Linked DNA regions of Homo sapiens: region 1 is linked to region 2. Evidence: chromatin contacts called from ENCODE Hi-C or POLR2A ChIA-PET data. All regions are on one chromosome and are shown on one strand. Each heading gives the region's core, a stretch centred on a gene start or an enhancer-like site at or near the end of the contact. The rest is flanking DNA. Distances are from core to core; before and after follow the strand shown. Region 1 overlaps DCST1 (DC-STAMP domain containing 1). Region 2 holds the start of EFNA1 (ephrin A1).

Evidence for each region. Hi-C counts contacts between places; a loop is a spot of excess contacts on that map. ChIA-PET counts read pairs that join two places held with the same protein, here RNA polymerase II (POLR2A). Pooled maps may share reads with other maps.
Region 1: POLR2A ChIA-PET joins it to region 2 with 10 read pairs in MCF 10A. The contact joins the enhancer-like site here to the promoter of EFNA1 in region 2. A Hi-C loop is called at or near these places in 3 of 50 pooled maps. POLR2A ChIA-PET finds 5 or more read pairs at or near these places in 5 of 52 experiments (H1, HepG2, MCF 10A and 2 more).

Annotation. Positions count from the first base shown.
Region 1 is chr1:155,034,916-155,040,799 of GRCh38, forward strand. It overlaps DCST1 (DC-STAMP domain containing 1), which reads left to right. Exons shown (of 17, transcript NM_152494.4): 5 at 4,488-4,616; 6 at 5,570-5,709. Among named protein-coding and RNA genes, the nearest start is that of DCST1, 4.0 kb to the left of the region's middle. Within about 2 kb of position 3,781, at least 7 of the 41 ENCODE cell types and tissues checked have a DNase peak (open chromatin) inside an H3K27ac peak, as active enhancers do.
Region 2 is chr1:155,124,888-155,131,042 of GRCh38, forward strand. EFNA1 (ephrin A1) reads left to right here and starts at 2,989. Exons shown (of 5, transcript NM_004428.3): 1 at 2,989-3,182. The coding sequence starts at 3,091. RefSeq lists silencers at 1-100, 2,880-2,939 and enhancers at 4-843, 844-1,683.

The DNA of each region.
Region 1 (5,884 bases), core at 2,531-5,030, 89 kb before region 2:
CCTTGCCCTGAGGGAGTCTCTCCATTCCGAGGGACTCCCCATCACCCACATGATATAGTCCAACCCCATAACCCTTCATAACTCTCATCTCTCCTGACCTGTCTGACCTCGTTTTCTGATCCTCCTAAGAAATTAAATTCATTCATTCATTCATTCATTCACTCAGCACTTACTGAGAATCTGCTGAGGATTTAGCAGTAAACAAGGATGACAAGCATCCAGCCGTTTTGCTTTGGTTTTGTTTGTATGTTTTTGTTTTCGTTTTGAGACGGAGTCTCGCTCTGTTGCCCAGGCTGGAGTGCAGTGGCTCAATCTCAGCTCACTGCAACCTCCACCTCCCAGGTTCAAGCCATTCTCCTGCTCAGCCTCCCAAGTAGCTGGGATTACAGGCACCCATCACCATGCCCAGCTAATTTTTGTATTTTTAGTAGAGACGGGGTTTCTGTATGTTGGCCAGGCAGGTCTCGAACTTCTGACCTCAAAAGATCTACCTGCCTCGGCCTCCCAAAGTTCTGGGATTACAGGTGTAAGCCACCGTGCCCAGCCCAGTTTGGATAATTTAACAGCTCAGTAGCTTCGAGAAGGACTCAGGTTCCTTCTGTCTTTTCTCTGCCATCTTCAGTCTATTGACCACTTCTCTTCAGGTCACAAGATAGCTGCAGCAACTCTGGCATCACATCTTCATACAATAATATCAAAGATCAGAAAAAAATAAAAAAAGAGGAAGAAACAGGCCAGGCACAATGGCTCACGCCTGTAATCCCAGCACTTTGGGAGGCTGAGGCGGGTGGATCACCTGAGGTCAGGAGTTTGAGACCAGCCTGGCCAACATGGTGAAACCCTGTCTCCACTAAAAATACAAAAATTAGCCGGATGTGGTGGTGCACACCTGTAGTCCCAGCTTCTTGGGAGGCTGAGGCAGGAGGCTTGCTTGAACCCAGGAGGCAGAGATTGCAGTGAGTGGAGATCGTGCCACTGCACTCCAGCCTGGGTGACAAGAGCGAAAGGCCATCTCAAAAAAAAGAAAAGAATAGAAGTTCAATCCCAGGCCCAACTTCACTGTCTTGGGCTGTGCGATTTGAGGCCAGGGAAAAAGGAAAATGACCTAGGTGACAGAGTGAAACTCTGTCTCAAAAAAAAAAAAAAAAAAAAAAAAGGAAGAAACATCCTTTCCTCATGTCTCTTTTTAGGAACAAGGGAAACTTGCCTATAATCCCCACAGTAGACTTCCTCACATCTCTTTGGTCAGAACTGCGTGCAACACATGCCCTTTCCTGAACCTGTCCCAGGCAAGGGAAATAGAATTAGCATTTCATCACCTGTTTATTGAATTAATCCTGCTGGATACCAACAGGAGACTACTTTTTCTCTGACCCACTGTATTCAAACATGTTTTTTCCCATTGATAACCTTTCACACAGCCCCTTAGATTTCTGGTTGTATTTCTTTAGAAGACCTAGTCCTACTTCAACAATTAAGACTTATTTTTAGGGGTTAAAGAGGTCCAGTCCACTCTACATCAGACTTTTAACCTCATCCATTCTCAAGCATCTTCCCTCCTTATCTTGCCCTCCCCATCCCTTGCGCCCCCAGCTCAGGCCTGCTCCCTAGCATGGGGTCCTGCAATGGAGAAGGGGCGTGGCCTGCTCTTTCCCTTTTTTCCTCTACTTCCTTCCCTTTCTGGTTCTTCTGATGTCAGAAGGGAGATTAGAAGAATTAGAGGAAAAGGGACAAAAGTCTTAAGTCACTAATGCTATTATAATTCCACTGTGGATGCCTGCGTGTAGCAGGCACTCACACCCTGGCTGTCCCAGTAGGCCTGATTATTGTCCCCTTGGAGGCTGTGTGTGGACCTCGGCAATGCCCGGTTTCTTGCAGAGGGCAGTTCTTTTTGGCTGACCTCGAGTGAAGCCCCCCTTCAGGGGCCACCCACAGCCTCTTGCTTTTTGGATCCCTCCCTCCAGCAGGCTGGGAGTGCACACGTCCGTGCCCTGCCAGGCAGAGAAAGCAGTGCACCTTCCTTTTTGTGGAGAATGGGGTCTCGCTATATTGCCCAGGCAGGTCTCAAACCCCTGGGCTCAAGCTATCCTCCCGCCTCTGCCTCCCTAAGAGCTGGGATTACAGGCGTGAGCCACCAACGCCCCATCAAAAGCAGAGCACCTTATGGTTGCCTCTCTCCTGCCCTGATGAGAAGCAGATGCCAGTCTCCATGCTTGTGTGCCAACATCGTCCAGGGGAGGTCTACAGAGGCATTACAGAGGCTGAGCTCTCCCAGGAGCTCTCCCTCCACTCTGTGCTCTGGTGGGAGCCCTGGAGTGGCCTCATGAGGCTCTGCACTCAGCAGGAGTCTAGTCTACAGAGACCAGGCAGGTTCCCCTTCCTGCAGCGCCAGTCCCTGAAGCCTCTTGGACTCCTGGAGTCTCTCACTTGACATGTGACACCCATCCTCTCCACAGACTCTCCCTCTCTGCCTGCCCATTCCAACCACTTTTCTCCCCTTCCAGGAAATCCACATTGTTGGTCTTTTTTTTTTTTTTTTTTTTTTTAAGACAGAGTCTTGCTCTGTCCCCCAGGCTGGAATGCAGTGGCACGATCTCAGCTCACTGCAATCTCCGCCTCCCGGGTTCAAGCAATTCTCCTGCCTCAAACTCCTGAGTAGCTGGGACTACAGGCACCTGCCACCATGCCTGGCTAAATTTTATATTTTTAGTTGAGACAGCCATGTTGGCCAGGCTGGTCTCAAACTCCTGACCTCAAGTGATCCACCCGCCTTGGCCTCCCAAAGTGCTGGGATTATAGGCGTGAGCCACCATGCCTGGCCCATATTGCTGTTCTTTTTATATAGATGGGGTGGGATAGAGGAGTGAGAGTCAAGTTTTGCTGTTTTGGTGAGCCCAAAGAAGACACCCATAGCTCCATGGGGCTCTCATTAGAACATAGGGCAACTATTTGTCAACTATTAGCCTCAGCTCGAGTCTTTGGCCAGAAGGCCAAGACCACAGAACTAGTCCCTTTCAGTGTCCTGTTCTACCATGACTGGTTTAGACAGATCCAGATTTATCCCTCAGGGGCTGGGGCAGGGCCAGGCTATTGCCCTTGCAAAAAACCCAAGTTGTGTTAGCAAGGAAGAAGGCACAAAAAAAACTGTGGGGTGGCACCCGACAGGGTTTGCCACAAACCTGAATGACTAGGTGGAGCCAGCCATGTGAAGAACAGGGAGAGGAGTGCTCCTGGCAGGGGGAACAGCTAGGGCAAAGACCAGAGAGGAGGAATGAGCTTGGCTTGTCCAAGGAGCAGCAACGAGGTCTGTGTGGGTAGACATGGTGGGTGAAGGGCTGCATAGCATGAGATCAGGAGGCAGGCAGGAGCCAGATCACAAGCTAGGTAGACCATGTTAGGGAGTTCGGATTTTATACCAAATGTGGTAGAAAGCCACCGAATGGTTTGAAGCAGGGAAGGGACATGATCCGATTTATGCTTTTGCAAGATCACTCTGGCTGCCTTGTAAAAACTGAAGTGTAAGGTAGCAAGAGAGGACATAGGGAGACTCATCAGGTTATAGTCCCAGTAAGAGATGATGGGGACTCTACCACGACAGTGGAGATGGAGGAAGTGTAAGGATTTGGGATTTGCTTTGACGATCATTGGGTGAACATTCCATCAACACAGGAATCTTCTAGCTCCCCCGACCAGCTTATACTGTTCCTTTGGCCTGGAATGCCATCTGCACCTCCTAACAACACTTACTCACCTTCCAGGCCCAGCTGACACGTCCTGTCTTTGTCCAGCCTTCTCAGCCCCACCCCTCCCTGAAGAAATACGTACTCCCTCCTTGGCTCCCACAGCGCTCTATAAGCACCTCCCTTGTGCACTTAGCACATCGTGTTGTAGTCACTTGTTTACTCATCTGTCTCTTTCTCTGGATTATGAGCTTCCAGAAGTTCACTGTCTCCTTGCAGAGACCACAGGGAGACACATGTGAAACTGCTAAAACATACCAGGCGGTACATGACCAAGGGCTAAAATTAGAGGCAGGGACTGCGAGTGCTGTAGGTGTCTGAGTACTGGGAGTACTGAGGTGGGCTCTGATCTCTCTTCTGACCATTCTGAGCATGAGCACCTGTTTCCAGATATTTTCTCTTGCTCTCTCTGCTCCCTCAGCACCTAGGGTCAGTGTCACTGTAGCCCGGAAAACCTTGGCTTCCTTCCCTAACACAAACACACACAAGTCAATCATTTGTGGTTTTTTAAGTTCTAGCCATCCCTCTATGCCCTTCCAGAGACTGGCACATAGCTAAACTCTGTGAGTGGCTGCTGAATGAATGAATGAGTGGCCCAGCAGGTCTATCAGAGTCAGTGTAAATGGGGATAAGGGCAGGATGGTGGTGGTTCCAGAAGGGGGTGTTGCAGGTGGGTGCTCTGGTAAACGTGAGGAAGGGAGGCAGCTTCCTCACTTCAGCTCACCACCTCCTGGGCTCTCCTGACAGGCTTGGGGGCCATGGGCTGGGGGACCTCCCCTCACATCCGCTGTGCCAGCCTCCTACTAGTACCCAAGATGCTGGGCAAGGAAGGCAGGCTCTTTGTCCTGGGATACGCCTTGGCTGCCATCTATGTGGGTGAGTATGTGGGGGCCAGTGAGTTACACTGAAGCAGTGACCCTGGGTGGGTCATCCAATGGGAGCCAGGCCGGGTGAAGGAGAAAAGACAGGAGTGTCATCCCAGCTGCTCTAACTCACTGTATGTCCCTGAGGGAGCTCCTCCCCATATCTGGGCCTCCTCAGTTTATAAGAGTGAAAACATTGGCCAGGCACGGTGGTTCATGCCTGTAATCCCTGCACTTTGGGAGGCTGAGGTGGGTGGATCACCTGAGGTCAGGAGTTCAAGACCAGCCATGGTGAAACCCCATCTCTACTAAAAATGCAAAAATTAGCCAGGCATGGTGGTGCACACCTATAGTCCCAGCTATTCGGGAGGCTGAGACAGGAGAATCACTTGAACCTGGGAGGCGGAGCCTGCAGTGAGCCGAGATTGCGCCATTGCACTCCAGCCTGGGTGACAGAGCAAGACTCCGTCTCAAAAAAAAAAAAAAAAAAAAAAAAAAAAAAAAGGCCAGGCACGGTGGCTCACCTGTAATCCCAGAACTGTGGGAGGCCGAAGCGGGCGGATCACGAAGTCAGGAGTTCGACACCAGCCTGACCAACATGCTGAAACCCCGTCTCTACTAAAAATACCAAAAAATTAGCCAGACATGGTGGCGTGTGCCTGTAATCCCAGCTGCTCAGGAGGCTGAGGCAGGAGAATCGCTTGAGCCCGGGAGGCGGAGGTTGCAATGAGCAGAGATCGAGCCACTGCACTCCAGCCTGGGCAACAGAGGGAGACTCCGTCTCAAAAAAAAAAAAAAAAAAACAGTGAAAAAAATCAAAGGTTGAACAAGTTGACCTTTCATAGGCTCTCGGCCCCACCACTGTATAGTTCTAGGCGATGGGCACTATTTGCAGAGGGAAGCTGAGCGGGTTTGAGAAAGTGCTGGTTATACAGGGAGGTGACCAACCAGGGCCTCTTTCTCCAGGGCCAGTAGCCAATCTGCGACACAATCTCAACAACGTGATCGCATCGCTGGGCTGCACCGTGGAGCTGCAGATCAACAACACCCGCGCAGCTTGGCGCATCTCCACAGCCCCCTTACGGGCCATGTTCAAGGACCTGCTGGTCAGGAATCTGCACAGGCAGAGCCTGGGGGGTCCCTCTCCCTGGGGCCAAGTTAACTTGAGCTGGGAGTTGTCACCCTGGATTTACAGTTTCCCAATGGGGATACTACTGGCATTTTTTGCAGAACTATTCCCAAACATTGCAGAACGTGCCCTGGTCCTGGTGTTAAATGCCA
Region 2 (6,155 bases), core at 1,739-4,238:
CCTGCGGGTGACGTGCTGGGAGCCAACACAAGCACACAATTTTGCGGCGAGAGGCAGCACGAAGCAAGAATGGAGAGCAGACCCACCCGGGCAGGCTGGGGGCTGGCATGAGGAAGGGACTGGGAGGGGGCCCCAGAGTTGGTCAGCAGATCGAGTCTCCAGGAACAGAAGTCCCTACTATTATCTCTGTCTGAATGGCACAGTGCCCTGCAACTCTCCTCTCAGCACAGCAGGCATTGCAGGGGCTCCAGGAAGGGTCAGGGTAGTGTGACTGTGAGTGGTAGGGCCGCAGTCTGGGCTTGAGCACTTAGCAAGTTTGCTGTCCTGGTGGCTTGTCAATATCCCCTACCGGCCTGGGGGCTCCCCAAGGTAGTGATTTTATCTTAAACCCATCCTTACACTCTCGGTGCCCATCGCAACACCCAGCTCATCACAACACTCAGTGTCTAGGGCTGCTCCAGTAGGGTGGATGATCGACCCCCATATGGATAGGGGAGTGGATAGAGAGTGATGGGATCAATGCCCTAAGTGAGATGAGAATACTGGGGACAGCACCAAAGCAGGGAAAGAGGGCTCCGGGTCCTGTCGGTGCGCAGAATTTCCATGCACGCTTCTGCACCCAGCTTGCTCCAGACCTAGACGCAGGCAAGAGCTGACGTGGCCCCGCCAGACTGGGCCCAGCGAGCCCGAACCTGCCTGGCCCAAGCAGCTGCAGCGTGGGACTTCACACGTCCCCGCCCAGTCCCAGTGGTCAGAGAAACCAGGGAATCCGGCCCAAAGCTGTCTCCTCCAGGAGGCAACCCGGGCCACCTGCTCTAAAGAGCTACCAGCATCCCTCCCCTCTTCAACCCCCCTGCTGGCTCCTTTTCAGAACAGTTATGTCCAGCAGAAGTTAAGTTCCTTCACTGAACAGTGAGTGATTTCACTCACTCCACAGATATTTACTGACCATCTACTGTATGTGCTAGATGCTGTGCCAGGTGCTGGCAGTAAGATAATGAACAAAACAAAAACCCATGTCCTCCTGGAGCTTTGACTCTATGGAATGCCCGAACTGGGAGGCAGTACTCTCGCCGGGGCCACGTGGGAGGTCGACACCCAGGTGTCCTCCTAGGTGAGCAAAAGGCGCGTGAGGTGCCGCCCTGGGAGCAGTCGGCGGGTGGACTTCGTCCTGGGCGAGAGGAGCGGGCCGCACCTCGGACAAACGCTTGGCTGGGCACGTCGCCTGGGGCAGGTGCCCGAGGGAGAGGGGGGTGGCGCTGGCCGTGCGCAAAACCCGGCCCTGACCCGGCCACGGGGTTAGAGGCCGTTGGTACTCTATGTTTATTGTAAACGCAGCGAATACGGCCTCCAGCGGCCTCAGCGCACGTGGTGGTGCAGTGGGGAGCCGGCTGGGCCCTCCCCAGCTCCAGGCTCCTCCCCGGCGGGGTCAGCGCCAGACTTGCTGCGGCGTCCGGGCCCCGCGTAATTACAGGGGCTGTAGCCAGGCCTGGCCGTAAAATAGGAGGATGAAACGGCCTGGGAACTGGAGAAGCTGGGCCGGAGCTGGCCAGGGGCCCCGGGTCCGTGGCTTCCCGCGATGCGCAGCCGCAGGGAAGGGCCGGCTGAGGATGCGCACACACACTCACAACACCAACCTGGCGCGCACACAGCCACACAACCACACACGTAAACCACCAAACGCACGCAGACACACAGCATTCGGCTCTCCCACTCCAGGCTCACTCGTGAGCCTAATCAAACACCTGCCCGCCCTCTCCACCCCAGGAGCTGACACCCGCCCGCCAAGCCCTCTCCAGACGGCAGCAGATCCAGGCGGGGAGAAGAGCCCCGAGAGGCAAATTCCAGTGGGTTTGTTTACACAGCGCGGGGGAGGGGGCCTGAGCCGGGTACTGGGGCCCGACTGACTGGGAGCCCCAGCTCAGACTGGGCCAGCTCCAGCTGTGCAGCCTGAGGACTGCGCACAAACGCCCCTCCGTTCCACCCCACCCCCGCTGCACGCCGGTACGCGTCTCCCCTCCTCTTCACACGCTGTTCACAAACATTAGCATACGTCTGTCAAAGAGTTTCACACGCTTCCACACACGCGGCTGTGATACTACTCACAAATGCTTTCATGCTAGCGCGCCATCACACGTATTTCATGTGTGGTTACAGTTTGTCACCCTTCATGCCCAGATTCTCACAGTCCATATTCAAGAGCCTGTTCGCACGGTGTACGCGTGTGTTGTTACATATACTCAGGTTATTAGCGCTCTTTGACTTATCTAAAATAAGAACGGCCCCCTCTCGAGCCCAGGGTCCCGCGTGTCGCTCCTGCGGGCAGGCACTGATGTGATGGACAGAGGCGTCCTTAGCCCCGGCCGCACACGTTACACACTCGATCACACAAAGCGTTGCACTTTATTCCCGGCATCTAGGCGATGACACAATCTCCAGAACAAAGACAACATTGACAAACCCAACAAAAACAAACAGCCGCGTGTGTGTGGGGAGGGGCAGTCAAGCGCAGAGTCCGGGAAGGGGATGGGGGAGGAGGAGAGTGTGGGAACGCGGGCGCCCGAGCCTGGGCATGCGAGGCTCAGAAAGGTGCGGGGCATGTCAACAACCTCGCACCCTGCAAGGTCCGCGCGCGGAGCAGCAAAGCCGTGTCCCGCACCCCCGCGTTCGCAGACTCGCACTTGCGAGTTCTTCCCTTCTCCCGCACGCGACTGCGCCCAGGGACGCAAGCCCACCACCGGGACAGGCTCACAAAGCTCCACGCAGACCCACAAGTGAGCGAACACACATCTCTGAGCAGATCTGCGGGGGCAGAGGAGCGCGCTTCGCTCTTTCCTGCACCCCCAGCCTCCTCGCCTCCCCACCCCGCCCCTCCTCCACCTCCCCAGCCCCCAAGCCCCCAGGCAGCCGCGCGCCGGGCGGGGCGAGGGCGGGGCGGGGTGTCGGGCGGCGCCGGCCCAAAAGGCGGAGTCGCTAGGCGAAGGGGCCAGATCTGTGAGCCCAGCGCTGACTGCGCCGCGGAGAAAGCCAGTGGGAACCCAGACCCATAGGAGACCCGCGTCCCCGCTCGGCCTGGCCAGGCCCCGCGCTATGGAGTTCCTCTGGGCCCCTCTCTTGGGTCTGTGCTGCAGTCTGGCCGCTGCTGATCGCCACACCGTCTTCTGGAACAGTTCAAATCCCAAGTAAGCCTCGAGACTCCCGCTGGCAGCCTGGGCTCCCGGCTGGCACTACCCCACCGGGATAACTGTCCCGGCCAAACCCTGAGCTGAGCCTAGAGTAGATGACCGAGGTAGGAGGGCGGCTGTAGATTTTCCTCCCCTCACTTCTCCGTCATATCTGGGAGCACCCCACCCCGGGGCATGCTTGTGTCTACTTGCATGGGCTTATATCTGCCCTTCCCTTCCTTCTCTCTGGCACCCCTATTACTCTAAAGTGAGGGACTCATGCTGGGCAGTTCCTGCCTTCAGCATAGACTTCGCCCCTGGCAGCCAGGGCCCTTGTTCCAGGCCCCCCACCCCCCCACTGTGAAAGCCTCCACGCCTCTCCTTGTGTGTCCTTTGGGTATCTGACCACACTGACAGATACCTGGTGTGACATCAAGAGTGCACAGAATGCTCAAGGTAACCCTGGAAGGACCTCTCAGGAGAGAGCTGGGCTGTAGGCATTCATTATGCATTCACCCTGTATTTAAAGCAAACCTGGAAAGTCCCTCACTAGGGGTCTTTTGGGGTGGCATGAGTGAGGCACATGCTGTGCATGGGTAGGCTGAGGGAATCACCTGTTTATGGGGCTCTCAAGTAGTAAAAGCGAAGAGCTGGGAGAGGGAGATCATGGGAAAGCTTCAGAATGAACAGAAGAGGTTAAAGGGGTTACAGAAGGTTCTGGGCAGGAAGGAGTTAATTTCTCCTGGGCAGGTTTAGGGCTGTGAGGCAAATGGTACTGGGAGGAAGACTCTGTCGGCCCCTTTGTTCTTGCCCTTGAGTTTTCTGAAGTTATGGGAACAATATTTGAGGGAATACAGGAGAGGGTGGTAGGGAGGAGCAGGGAGAGAAGTGGGCAGCTTGGTATCACGAAAGCCATCTCACCGGCTTAGCCACTCTCGGCCCTAGCAAGCTTGCCCCCCACTCCCCTTGAGAAATATGTTGTGCCAGCTTCCTCTGACCCCGTGTCATCGTCTGGTGAGGCAGTCTGTTGTCTGTGGCTTGTTAGGGTGGGGGAGAGAACAGCCAGCTGCCAACCCCAGAGGGCAATGCCCTCCTGCCCATGGACGCTGGGGAGGCTCAGCCAGCCCTCCGCCACCCGCTCCCTGTGCTTTGCCTCCTTGACCTGATGCATCTCGCCCTAGTATGGGAGAGAGCAAAGTCCCTGTTTATGCCCATGCCAGGTGTTGACTGGAGGAGGAGGAGGGGACAGGAAGCCATGAGTAGGGAGGGGGGGACCCTGGCCTTTTCCGTTCCCAAGCTCCCAGGTTTCCTCTCTTTCAGGAAGGAGCCTCTTCCTTACCCACCTCCCCGCCTTCCCTGACGCCGCTGCCCCCCTTTCCCAGATGGGGAGCAAGAGTCAAATGAAGGCTAAGTACAGCAGACTGTACCCCCAGGAGAGGGGGCTGATGGGTGACCCTCTGGCCACACACACACACACACACACACACACACACACACGCACACCCTATCATACCCAGGACTAAAGAGACGCCAGTCCAGAGTAGAGTCCGTAGGCAGCCAAGCTGGGCCCAGCGTGGGGGCAAATATGAGGCTACAATGAACGGGGTAGGTGAGGCTGGCATGGGTGACTCAGGCCAGTGGGCAGCAGCCCTGGGATCTCCAGGCCTCAGGCGGGGGCAGCATGCTGAGAAGGGCGCCAGCCTCCCTCATGCTGGAGGGCAGGCCCCTCATTCTGACCTGCCAGCTCCCTTTGTTTGGAGGACACTGTTGGGGGTGAGTGGGCGCTGTGCCCTCCTGGGGTCCTGGGGGCTGTGCACATTTGACAAGGTAAGTTTTCACAAGTTCTCATGAGTGCTGGGGCGGGTAGCAGAGGTGGATGAGGAATGAGTCAGTGCCCGTCACGGGAATGAGGGAAAGACGCCAGGCCCAGAGCTGAAATACCTGTTCTGAAATGGCTTCTATGTTTATCTCTCCAGAGAGGAATTTTAAAAGCCTCTCTCTGCTCCTCTCTTTTCCCCAGGGTGGGGGAGGGGCCTGGTAAGCCCAGTTTGGGCGCTGGCACGCTGCTGCAAAGCCTGGCCTCTCAGGGGTCATGCTGATTGGGCAGTGGGTGCCCACCTCCGAGTCCTCTCTGCCTGACTCCTTCCTCGCCCTCCCAGCCGTGGCCAGGGCTTTCAGTTCGAAGCAACTTAGCGCTAATTCTGCTGGGTCTCTAGCTGGCAGTGCCTGGGGGAATTAGAGAAACTGACCAGCTTGCGGGGTCGGGGGAAGCACTTTTCCCCCTACTGGGACCCCACCCAGGCTGGAGCCAGGTGTCTGGAGCTGGTGGGGAGGGGCTGGTGGGCAGTCAGGCTGGAGCCGGTGGGGCCAGGGGGAATGAACTAGGGGAGGGGTGCTGGCTCCACCTTGGGAGGAGGGGAGAGGAGGGGAGAGGGGGAGAGGAGGAGAGAGGGGAGAGAGGGGAGAGGGGAGAGGCTGTCTCAAGCTCAAGCTCAGAGCTCCAGCATTTCATCTAGGGGGAGGTGGAAGTGTGGCTTTTAGAGATAAAAGGACAGGGTTGTTTTGGGGTGCTCTGAGAAGGGGAAAAGGAGACCAGTGTATAACTTTGAGTAGCTAGAACGGGAAGATTTGAGGGGGCTGAATGAATTGATGAGAGTGATTTAACTTAAAGGACTGGGGCATTATCTGTGGGCCCGGGTATACTAGCTTCACTTTTGAGGAAAAGTGAAGCTGGGAAATGTGAGATCTACTCAGTGGGTCCGGGGAAATGTGAGAGGAGTAAGGAAAGTGAAGACACAGATGTGTTGGAGGCTCCAGGCTAGCATGGTAAAGAGAAAGGGTTTCCTGGATTCTGATTACAGAATGGACCTGTGGGGGTCTCAGATTGAGGCCTAACAGCATTTAAAAGGAGCAACTGGTAGAACAGATTTGGGGAAATATTTATGGGTAGAAGAGAATGATAAGTGAGCTACAGAAATAGGTAGAAGCCCA